2 separate regions of the Mus musculus genome follow, and region 1 is linked to region 2. The links are chromatin contacts, found by Hi-C in ENCODE. All regions are on one chromosome and are shown on one strand. The core of a region is the stretch at or near the end of the contact, and the rest is flanking DNA. Distances in the headings are between cores, read along the strand shown. Region 1 overlaps Stimate (STIM activating enhancer). Region 2 overlaps Rft1 (RFT1 homolog).

Evidence for each region. Hi-C counts contacts between places; a loop is a spot of excess contacts on that map.
Region 1: a map of heart shows a loop between it and region 2 (2.8-fold over the local background). The contact joins two enhancer-like sites. A Hi-C loop is called at or near these places in 3 of 37 maps with a recorded cell type or tissue (heart and v-Abl transformed pro-B cells).

What each region holds. Positions count from the first base shown.
Region 1 is chr14:30,868,709-30,874,044 of GRCm38, reverse strand. It overlaps Stimate (STIM activating enhancer), which reads right to left. Exons shown (of 8, transcript NM_028839.4): 5 at 3,182-3,294; 6 at 2,487-2,564; 7 at 1,346-1,495. Among named protein-coding and RNA genes, the nearest start is that of Mustn1, 7.9 kb to the left of the region's middle. Within about 2 kb of position 3,269, at least 2 of the 3 ENCODE cell types and tissues checked have a DNase peak (open chromatin) inside an H3K27ac peak, as active enhancers do.
Region 2 is chr14:30,668,949-30,674,587 of GRCm38, reverse strand. It overlaps Rft1 (RFT1 homolog), which reads right to left. Exons shown (of 13, transcript NM_177815.3): 7 at 340-418. Among named protein-coding and RNA genes, the nearest start is that of Rft1, 17 kb to the right of the region's middle. Within about 2 kb of position 2,826, at least 1 of the 3 ENCODE cell types and tissues checked has a DNase peak (open chromatin) inside an H3K27ac peak, as active enhancers do.

The DNA.
Region 1 (5,336 bases), core at 2,020-4,519, 200 kb before region 2:
ACCAGTCAGGCAGTGTAGGTTCAGAGGGGCTGTCTTGAGCCACCTCTGTCATGAAGATGAAGAGGGAAGCGCTCTACCCCTCCATGCAGCCAGGACACTGAGGACAAACTTGCTCACTCCTGCCGCAGCTGCTGGCCTTAGACCTCTGCTTACCACGGGAAGATCGGAATGGCCTGCATGAAGGTTTAAGGGCCCAAAGCCTAGCCATGCTGGGGAATGTGAACTCCTACTTGAGGGGTGGGACAAACAGCCTCACTACCCTTCCTGTGGACAGAGTCACTTGATAGCTCACGGCTCCCTGCTCTGGCCAATGTGAACTTCACTTTAATATCAGAGACCAGACCATGTGGTTGTGAATGCCTATAAGCGTAGTTTCTGCTTTATGGCTTTTTGTCATTTGCCAAATGTTGGCCAATTATTAGGATGTAATACAGCCCTATAACCAGATACAAACTTGGAGAAAATTGGGGCTTGCTTTCTAATCTATTCATCATTTAAAACTCCTCCAGCCTGCCCAGGGTTCCCCAGGGCTGGTGCGCATGCTCAGTCAGACGTACTGCACACATGGTGGTAAACCAACTGTGCGTTTGCTTTTCCTCATCCTCAAGTCTCAGGGTGGCAGCCATCTCAGTCACTCTGGGGGTGGCTGGGGGAGACAAGGTCTCACTATATAGCCCTTTCTGGCCTGGACTTTGCTATGTAGACTAGGTTGACTCCGAACTCACAGAGATCTAAGTGCCTTTACTTTCCAAGTGCAGGAGTAAAGCCATGTGCATGTGCCACAAGCCTGGCTAATCTCAGCCACATCTCTAGCTCCCACTGGCAGCCCAGCACTTGGCACTATGGAGTTTCCGCAGACACTGAGGCCCAGGTCACGGATGCTGCTGCCCAAGGGACACACTCCCAGCCCTGTGCTATCTGTCCTCATGCACCTTCCTTATGTCAGGCACCAGCGGGGAGAGGGAGACGAGGTTACCTCTGCGAGGTTTAGCTAGTCCTATATTTTATAAGTTTTTCCCTTGCTTGTTCATGAAGAACAGGGCTCCAAGTACTTTAACGCTCCCCTGGAGTAAGGCAGATTTCACCTTACCTAGCTGTCTCCACCGCTGCCGCAGCAATGGTCTATAGCAAATCTACATACTACGTCCTTTTGGCTTGAGACAGCACATGTAACAGCAGATGTTGGGCTCACGCTAATGAGGCTCTGAGCGACCTGAGCTATTCTTTAGCTCAGCTTCTTCCTTCCCTCTGACTGGCACTGCGAATTCAGGTACAAACTTAAGAGCAGAGACCCCCAGAGCCCAAGGTATAATGGCCACGCCCTTGGGGAGAGTCAGGCTCATACCTCAGACTCAGACTCCTCATGGGATGCTGCCCTTCGGTAGCGAACCTTGCTCCCATTCCTTGAGTCCTGGTTGGCTCCTCTTTCTTCTAGTTTAGCTTTCGTCTTCCCCTTTCTCATGAGGAAATTGTCCACTACCCAGAACATGAAAGCCTGTGGGAAGAGAAAGGTGTAGGTCGCTCTGGATAAATCAGAACAAAGCAAGCAGAAGGCTGCATACCCACCCCTTCCACAGACAAAAGAGAAGCCGCACTCAGCCCTGACGTCTCCCAGAACATCCAAGAGAAACAGCGGCTCTCTTTCACTTGCTGTACTTTTATGATCAGAGGACAGCAGGGTAATTCTTGCTGTGGTCAATTATGGGTTTATTGTTGGGTTAAATGACAGGCAGCCCAGAGGCAGGCATGGTGCCGCACGCACACCCTGCATCACAGCACTGTGGAGGCAGAGACAGACTCATTTGTGTTTGAGGGCAGCATAGTCTACTCTAGTGAGTTCAAGGACAGCCAGGGCTGTGTAGAGAGACCCTGACTCCAAAATCCAAACCAAACCAAACCAAACCCAAAACCAAAAAACAAACAAAAAAACCCCAAAAACCAAAAAAAAAAAAACCCAAAACACCCAACAAACAAACAAACCAGGCAGCCTGTTTCGGGCCAAGAACCCCAGTCTCTGCCCGTTTTGAGCCTCATGGGTCCTTCACAGGTGGCGACACTGCTGCTTCAGGGAGCCCCCGATTCCTTTAGCGCTCTACATCACTGGTTCTCCACATGAGGCCACTATGCTCAAGAGCTTCTCTGAGGTCTATACTCAATAGCAAATACCTGGAGAACGCTTTGACCCTGTTCTAGAAGTCACACACTTCACCCACAGGCTGGGATCTCTCAGCAAAGTGGCCTATCAGGGAAGGCAAGTCATAGTTCCTAGGATCCTCTGCCTGAAATAGGGGCCCTAGAATGGATACCTGATTTCTGAGGAAGGACTCCTACCAAGTTCAATACTGGTTAGGGGACGGACTAGCTACACAGATAGAAAGGATTGTCTGAGGCTGTAAAGGTGACTTTTGTGTCACACTCAGAGTGTTGAACAGGAAACCTTAGTGGCAGGGTACAAGCTAGGATAAGACACTCAACAAGGCACTGACATTGACAAAGAAGGGGACTATCAGCATGACGATGGCCAGCTTCAGGTCGGGGTTTTCAATTGGATTCAATAGGGCCACCTGCAGAGAGAAACAGACACAGTGAGGAGACCACAGGGGCAGCACACAGGAGACTCAGACACTTCCCAAGAGCCACTGGAACAGCCCCTCACACCCATGGCTGCACAGACCCTAGATCTGACTGTTGGTAAGGACGGGTCAGAGCTGCTCTGGGCCACTGGCTCTGGGGCAGCTTCCCCTGTGGACCCGAGGGCCATGGGCTTACCCAGGTATTAGCATGTAGGAGAGTAAAGACCTCAGAAACTGCTTGTGGCTTCAGCTGAACTAGCAGACACGAGTGTGAAGGACATTTACCAGTGAGACACATTCACAGTTACCAAGTCTGCAGACTGAGCAGACCAAGCAACACAGCAGAGGGGGCTGGATCTCCATTAGGCTTACACATCCCCAGGTTTCATCTAGAGAAGATGTGTGTTTACACCAAGTGCACGAACACCAAGGACAAGAATGACAAACTAACGCTCTTATAATCAGCTGCTACGTCGGACCAGACCCAGGACTCACGCATGGAGCTAAAACAGAAACCAGCAGGCCGGGCGGATGCCAGGGCTGGGGATGACGGGGCTGTCGTTTAACTCGGCTTAGCACAGAGCGCAGGAGCAGGGATGGAGGCAAACCTTTTTCCACTGGAGTATGAGGAGGACGATGAAGACCACGGACTTTTCAAAGATCATGATCACGATGTAGAGGGCGCACTGTCCTACCCAGGCCCCGCACTGCAGAGGGTCTCCTGCAGGGACAGGCAGGTGCTTAGCCACACACACCAGGATCTGAGTAGTACAACACCACCACCCAAGCCCTTTGCAGCTCATTACGAGCCCTCATGCCCCTAGCTGGATCCCAGAACCCTGGCTCTAAGGTACTTTATGAGTCTCTAAAGCTCTACAAATCACCTCATTTCTAAAAGAGGCAGCCCTCTGAATAAAGCCAGAATTCCTAATTTGGACATACCAGAATGTTTTTCTTAGGAAAAAAAAAATTCTAGGATAGAGTTAAGGGGAACTAAACTTAGCGCTCACTGCTGGCTCTGTCCACTGGCAGCAGCAGCTGGGTTAAGCAAGAGTGCTATTTTATCTGCAGTTGATTTTTCCAGCGACTGCTGCTAACCCCCTTTTCTCCGACGCTGTGCCTATAACTGCAGTAATCAACTTCTTTGTCCATTTCCTCCTTCCGGCCGCCCCATCCCCCAATCTCCCTGCGGTTCTTAGCCCTGGGTACATCAGACTGATCCAGAGAGCCTCAGAGTCCACAAACTCACGCAAAAGAACCACAAGTTAATGGTTCCCAGGGCTTTTTCATAGAATTAACCAAACACAAATTTGGGAGCAACCTAATTCATTTTGGGGGGCCATGTAACACCTTGGCTAGGAGAAAGAGATCGAAGCCTTTAAGACAGGATGTGGCAGATACGGCCTGAGGCCAGCGGCTACAGCACAGGCTGTCAGTGGGTATGGTTAAGAAGTGCTCAGGAGGGCTCCAACAGTCCAAAATGGGGACCACCTGGACCCTGCAGTGCCTCTAGGGTACGTCAGAAACAGACTCATTGAAGGGTGGGACCAGCCTCTCTAGAGAATGATCGAATGACACGCAGAATCTTAGGCCAGGCCTCCACAGAGTGGGAGAGGGTGGCAGGGCCTTGTCCTGAAAGCTCAGCCAGGGTGACCTGCACTCCACGGACCAGAACAGCAACAAAGTGACATTTCAGGAAGGCCGTGAGAAGAGGACCTGGTCCGGAGAGACATCTCCAGGCACCCATGCTGTAGGCGGCATCCCTGTCTGGGGCCGCAGGCCGAACACAGTGGAGGCAGGTGAATGCCTTTCCACAGCTGTAATGGACCACCAGCAGAACACGCCCCTTCCTCTTCTGGACAATGGCAGGAGAAGGGCGGCAAGCATGCAGCAGCACACTGAGTGCCTAACCTAAGGCCTGACCCTTTGCTCCACCTCCAGGGCAGGGCATGTAAGCCTCAGCGGAGCACCTGGAAGTCACTCTTCCTGGCAAGGCCTAGCAGGAGTTTCCCAATGCTTTTGGTAAACCACCTGATCTTACTGAGAACAGGAGAGGAAACTGCTTGCTCAACTCCCAGGCAAGAACAGTGATCCCCATCTAGGAAGTACCACTGGGAAGTGTCTGAGAAGGACTGGGGTATCTGGGAAAGAGCAGACAAAGGACACCATTTGTTCACTGTTGTGAGGACATTCACTTGCTCAGTGTGCACTCACTCCATTGCCTAGAACGGAGGCTGTGAGTAACGGAGAAGACAGACATCAGTTTCCTCTTCTTTCTCAGTTTGTACAGTGCAGCTTCCACGGCCTGTTGTTGTTTTATACTAAAATAAAAATGTTGAAAACCACCCACGAGAGATAAAAGTGCCCGTGTCTAGCTGATATACCCTCGCTTTCGGTGTACCAGGCCACAGGTCACTGGAGGCGGACTGAGTGGACATGTGACAGTTTGTTTGATTATTTCTGTTCCCTTGACAGTCTTTCAAATGCTCCCTGAAGTTCTGTCTAGAGGACAAATACGGTCAGTAAGCATGCCAGTGTGCCCTGTTTTCTACTGTATGTAGTGGGCAACCTCAGGGACATGGTTTGTTCCGGTAAATTATTCTCGCAGGCTGTTATGGGAATAGGGGCCAAAAGGAAGGAACACGTGTGTGCTGAGAAGCCTCTGGAAGGGAGCACGTGGATGAGCCGGCAGGAAAGCCTATGATATACTGTGCCACTGAACACTATCCTGTCTTCAGGGCAAGAGAAACTTGGTCATCAGAC
Region 2 (5,639 bases), core at 1,577-4,076:
GAACCTCTCCTTCCTTTAAGCTGGTTACTTTGGGTAATCTGCCACAGTAACAGGAAGCTGACTAACAAAGACTTGGATTTCAATTCCACATCCCTACACAGAGGGAGAGACTATCTTCTGTAAGGCTGTGGAGTGATTTAAGGCAGACAACTTAAGTAAAACATAAAGTTAAATAAATATTGGTTCCCTATCTTATTTAAAAGCAGATAGAGCAAGCACATCTCTAAGGGTCCTCTGCTGCGGGCCCCAGACAAGTGTTCTGGTGTCAGCAGTCCCGTGGAATCCTTTTGTATCTTCTATGATCTCCCAACTGCTCAATGTGAACTCTGCTTTACTCACCTTCTGTCAAAATCTGCTTCAAGAACGACTGTTTGAAGAAGCTCCAAGCCAATCCTGCCTCCTTCCAGTTGACAAATGCCTGAAAGAAAAATGAGCATAAAACCACATCTCCAGCTTTTCAGATCTAAGCCTGGGCAGTCCATACGGCCCCAACTTGAATAGTTTCCCCTGACTCTTCAATCAGTGCTAAGAGCATAGAAGACATCCAAACATACCAGAAAATGTATATGACGGATAAGATTTGAATCGTGAATGTTTCCTACGGCCATGTGTTGACCTGATTGGAAGGTGGCAGAGCCTTTTAAGGGTGCCCAGTGAGAAGGGCTTAGGCCACCAAGGGTGTGCTTTGAAGGGCAGTGTGGGACCCCAGCCCCTTCTCTTCTTTCCCTTCCTTGTCAGGAGGAAAACTGTTTTGTTCAGCCATGCACTTCTGCCACAGTGTGCTACCCTGACACGGGCCCAGAGCCTCAGGACCAACTGACCATGGACGGAAACTTCCAGATCCCAGCTCGTTGGGCCTTCCCATCCCAACTCACCTAACCTAGACACGCCCAGAGGCTCCTTTCCCATATGATTCTAGTTCCTGTTGGGTTGATAATCAATATTAGTCGTTATACTATGTAACCAGGCTGGTTTTATTTATGACCCTCCTACCTCGGCCTACTGAGATTACAAATATACAACACCACACCTAGCTAATTAAAACTTGTAGTGAGAATTTTGGTTTCTTTAAAAACATAGAAATGTTATAGGAATATGTTTTTATTTTAATTCCAGGCATGGGATATGGGGCTGCTTTAGACTGTCCATAGCGGCAGACTATGATTTGCCTCGTGCTCTGGCAGGGCTGTGATCCTGCCAACTGCAGATAGTTTCTGCAAGTATATGACAGGATGCTGAAGGCTCTTGAGAGAATATAAAAACGCTAGATCCCTGAGACAGGTAAGGCAGCCACTACTCCTCTGCTGCTGGCTGGAGATATTCTGACAAACATCCAAATTGCCCAAGGACCTTGACACCCTAAACAACAGGAGGTCGTCTAACAATACCGATGCTCCCTCTCCTCTCTAGCCTTCCTCTACAACTTAGTGTTGGGGGTTGGAAGGGATAAGGGGAGAGAAGGGTGATAGAAATAAGAGCCTATAAAGTAGCTAAAAGTCTGGCTAAAACAAAACAAAATGGTGTGTGTGTGTGTGTGTGTGTGTGTGTGTATGTGTGTGCACACAATACAGGCAGGTAGGTATGCATGCCACAGTACCTGTGTGGCGGTCAGGGGACACCTTTGTAGAACCAGTTTTTTCCTCCTCTGTTTACATGGATTTCAGGGTTTGAATTCAGGTTACCAAGTTTGTTTGGCAAGAGCAACTTTACCAGCTGAGCCACTTGATTTGCTAAGGATGACTTTGAACACCCTATCCTCTTGCCTCAAGCTCCCAGTGCTAGGATCACAGTCCACACTACCATACCTGGTTCATAGGATGCTGGAAATTGAAACCAGGCAAAAACCTTAACAGATGAGCTAGCCTGTTCCTATTTTTAAGGTAGGGTCTTATGTGGCCCATGTGGCCTTGAACTCAGTCTGCAGCTAAGCTGAGGATAACGCTGAACTCCTGATCCGCCTGCACACCTACCTAGTGCTAGAATTATAGGCACACCATCACATCCTGCTTCCCAGTGTTAGTATACTAACTCAAAATACCACTTTTGCCGTGTGCTGAATATGAAGAATTAGGCAGCATTTCACGTTACTTTTTCTACTCTAACCTTTAAACTGCAGTGTGTATTCTAACCTTACTATCGCCTCAATTCTAATTATTCCAAAATGCTCACAGTCACATGCAGCTCAGGTTAGACGACCTGAGCACCTCTGAGAACGCAGGGCTCCTCTCAGCCCTGACTCCTCTTCTCTTTTCTTATAGACTAGAAGAATGCAGGCCTGAGTCCTCCCAGACTGCACTGTCTGCGGGAAGTCAGTGAGCTCTGAGCAGGTGCCAAGGCATCTCTAGCCCTGAAGTAAGCCTTCTCCAGGCAGAAGACATTGAGCTTAACACTGCCCAACCATTGCTTTTCCCCAGAACAAGAGCTGCCAGACATCACCACAAGAGGGCACTGTGGACCAGGAATACTCAGACAGATCTGTCCCTGGGCCGCTCTGGAGAAGTGAAGGCATAGATAGATCTCTTTCACATCCCCCTGTACTGGCACAGTCCCCTGAGGGATCTGTGCTGTTTTCAAAGGAAATGAAAAGTTGAAATTTGCCGCCCACTGGCTCTGGGGTCGTGTGTGTGTGTGTGTGTGTGTGTGTGTGTGTGTGTGTGTGTGTGTGTGTGTGTGTGTCTCGCCAAGACAGTCTCACTTAGGTAGCCCTGGCAGGCCGCAAAAATCTGCAAGTATTCTTCCTCCTCGCACTCATTGCTGGGATTAGAGGTCTGAGCCAGTTGCCCAGACTCCATTATGCTCCTATTGAAGCCTGCCTGCCTGCCTGCCTGCCAGTAAGTAGTAAATGTGTTTGGGGAAATAATTCAGCTTTCTAAAGAGAAAGTCCTTGGGAGAGCGACTCTAATCTGGAAGCTTATAAAAGGACTTCCTCTCCTAATGCTTCAGTGTCGATGGCCACACTGCTTACAACAGCCGAAGTGCTCATTAAGGACACATTCACAGGAAGTCCACTTTGGGGCTCTGGTTCTCAGGCCACTGACGGGTAGAAAAGAAGCAACTTCTGGGGACTTGTACCCTTCTATTCAGAAGGGGTCTTGCTGGGATGGTGAAGGAGACTGGTTTACAAAGCTGGGTTGGTGCGATTGCACCCTGTTCCTAAGCAGACCTTCTAGAGCCTTACTGTGCTTAACGGGAACACTGAGGCTTGGGAGGTGAAAGGTGATGGATCGGCAGTAACTGTAGGGAAGGCTGAGAAGGAACCAGGCTCATCCTGCTGAGTCACCATTCCCTTCCCAAACTCTGTGACTCAGGATGATCAGCCGTGTGCCTCCCACACTGACAAGTCATTGAGAAGTGGAGGCCACAGCCCATCGCCTCCACCACCCATACAGCACTCTCCTTCCCCCTTTCTCTTCCTACCCCAGTCCTTACAGGCCACCGATGGCCCCAGACTTGCCCACCTCAGGACCATCCTCATCACTTCGTGTCTCCCACAGAGATGTCTCACTTACAACTTGCCTAGTGCGTCCTTTTACTGTAGGTTTAGACTTTGGCATCAAGCTTAGAGTCTAGGGCTTAAACTGCTTCTTGACTTAGCCCAACGGCCATAGGCAAGATAGTTAACTTTGCTAAGTCTTGGTTTATCATCTGCAAAATGAGATTACATTATACCTCATATTTAAGATCCCCTAGACATGGTGACACATGCCTGTAGTAAGAGCGCTCAAACTCTGAAGCAGGAGGGACTAAGAGCCTAGCCAGCTCCATGGTGAGACCCTGTCTTAAAAGAGACAAATCCTATTTGATGGAGCTGGTAGGGGACTGAATGACAGAAAAACAAGATACCACGAGGCTCCTCTACATGGCACCATTCAAAACCTTCAGATGTGTGTGACAGCCCAGGCTTGTAACCCAGCACTCAGGAAGTAGGGACAAGAGATTCATAAGTTCAAGGGCATCCTCAGCTACATAGTTAAAGGCTAGCTTGGCTTACCTTAGGCCCTGTTAGATTCTGGGAGAAGGAGAACCATTGTCTGCAATCATATGCCCACCTGGTTCCAATGATAACTCCAAACCCACAGCCACACAGAAGCCCCTGCCCTCACCCCTGCTAAACTCAGTGAGTCACAAAATAAAATGAAGCTGCGGAGTCCACCAGAGCCAGCGTGTCTTCAGTGTGAGTCCATGCCGAATTGCTGTGGTGGAGACCTGAGACACTCGCCAACCACACTGCATCATTTGGTGTCCTTGGAGCAGACACCCAGGGTGGACGGGGCACTCAGGGTTGGGACTGAGAATGTGGCCATTTGAGTCATGAAATGAGAAAGAGGTCTGTAGGAAATGGCAGGGTGGACGAGGGTAGTAGGAACCTGGGACAGGGAAAGCCTTTCAGTAAAGTACTATACATGTACAAAATTGTTGAAGAACAAATTTAATTTTTAAAAATTAAAAATGGCAAATCTTTTTGCATTCTAAAAGCAAACCAAACCACCTGTAAGTTCTACTGCTCCAACAAGTTCACACTCCACTCTACTGAAGTCATTGCCACTTGCTGAGAGCCACATGCCATGTCCACCTCCCTTCATAAGCTCCACCCACCCTTCTTTTCCTCTCCTTGACTGGTCTACTCAATCCCCCCACTATCCCCATATTTCAATCCCAACCCAGCAAGGGGCACAGAGCAGGCCTGAGCACATCTGTTTCCTTCCTGTGGCTCCATGCATCACCACACATCACTGTTCACTTCTGCCCACCCATGTTCAGCTCCAGCTCAAAGGCAGCTTCCTCTAGGAAGCCTTCCTAAAAGATCCCAGACAGACTTCTCCATCCACCCTGACCGTCTGCTCTGATGGCACTAAACGCAGTCTTGCAGTGTGGTTGGCGAGTGTCTCGGGTCTCCACCACAGCAATTCAGCATGGACTCATGTGGAACACACGCTTGCTGTGGTGAACGCTGCAGCTCTACTTAAATATTTCAAGTTACTCAGACATGCCAAAGAATATAAACAGTGGTCATCATTTGAGGTACCATTAGCTTATTATAAATCCAAATGAATACCTATAAAAAACCCGTAATTCTAAAAGACTAGGAAAGGAAACCGAAACATTTGGTCCAGCTGATCTTTCTTGCAGATGATTGTAAGCAGTTTTACCGAGGAGCTGCTCCAAGGAGCCACGCAGGTATGCCGCTTGTGGGAGAGCTGAATGCAGGCTATTCTCTTCTTGTTCTTTGTTTTGTTGTTGTTTTGGGGGTGGAGACTCACTATGCAGACCAGGCTGGTCCTCCTTGAACTTAGAGAGATCTACCTGCCTCCCAAATGTTGGGATTAAATGCACACACCACTACACCTGGCCTAAGACCCCTTCCTCTCTTTACCCCTTTAGAAATAACAAGCCTGAGTAAGTTTTCTACCTGGAACTTCCCAATCTTTAAGTAAATAAAAAACTAGCATGGTCAATAAGCCCAACTCTTTTGGAAGACTGGTTAACCACACAGACCTAACATGGTCCATAGAAAGCAATTACAAGGAAGAGGATCCAAAACAAGCTGTCTGGTTTGGGGTTTAGTCACTTAACTCCTCTGAGCACCAGCTCTCGCATCTGTAAAATGGAGACGAGAGCAGGGTCTTACAGACATTACT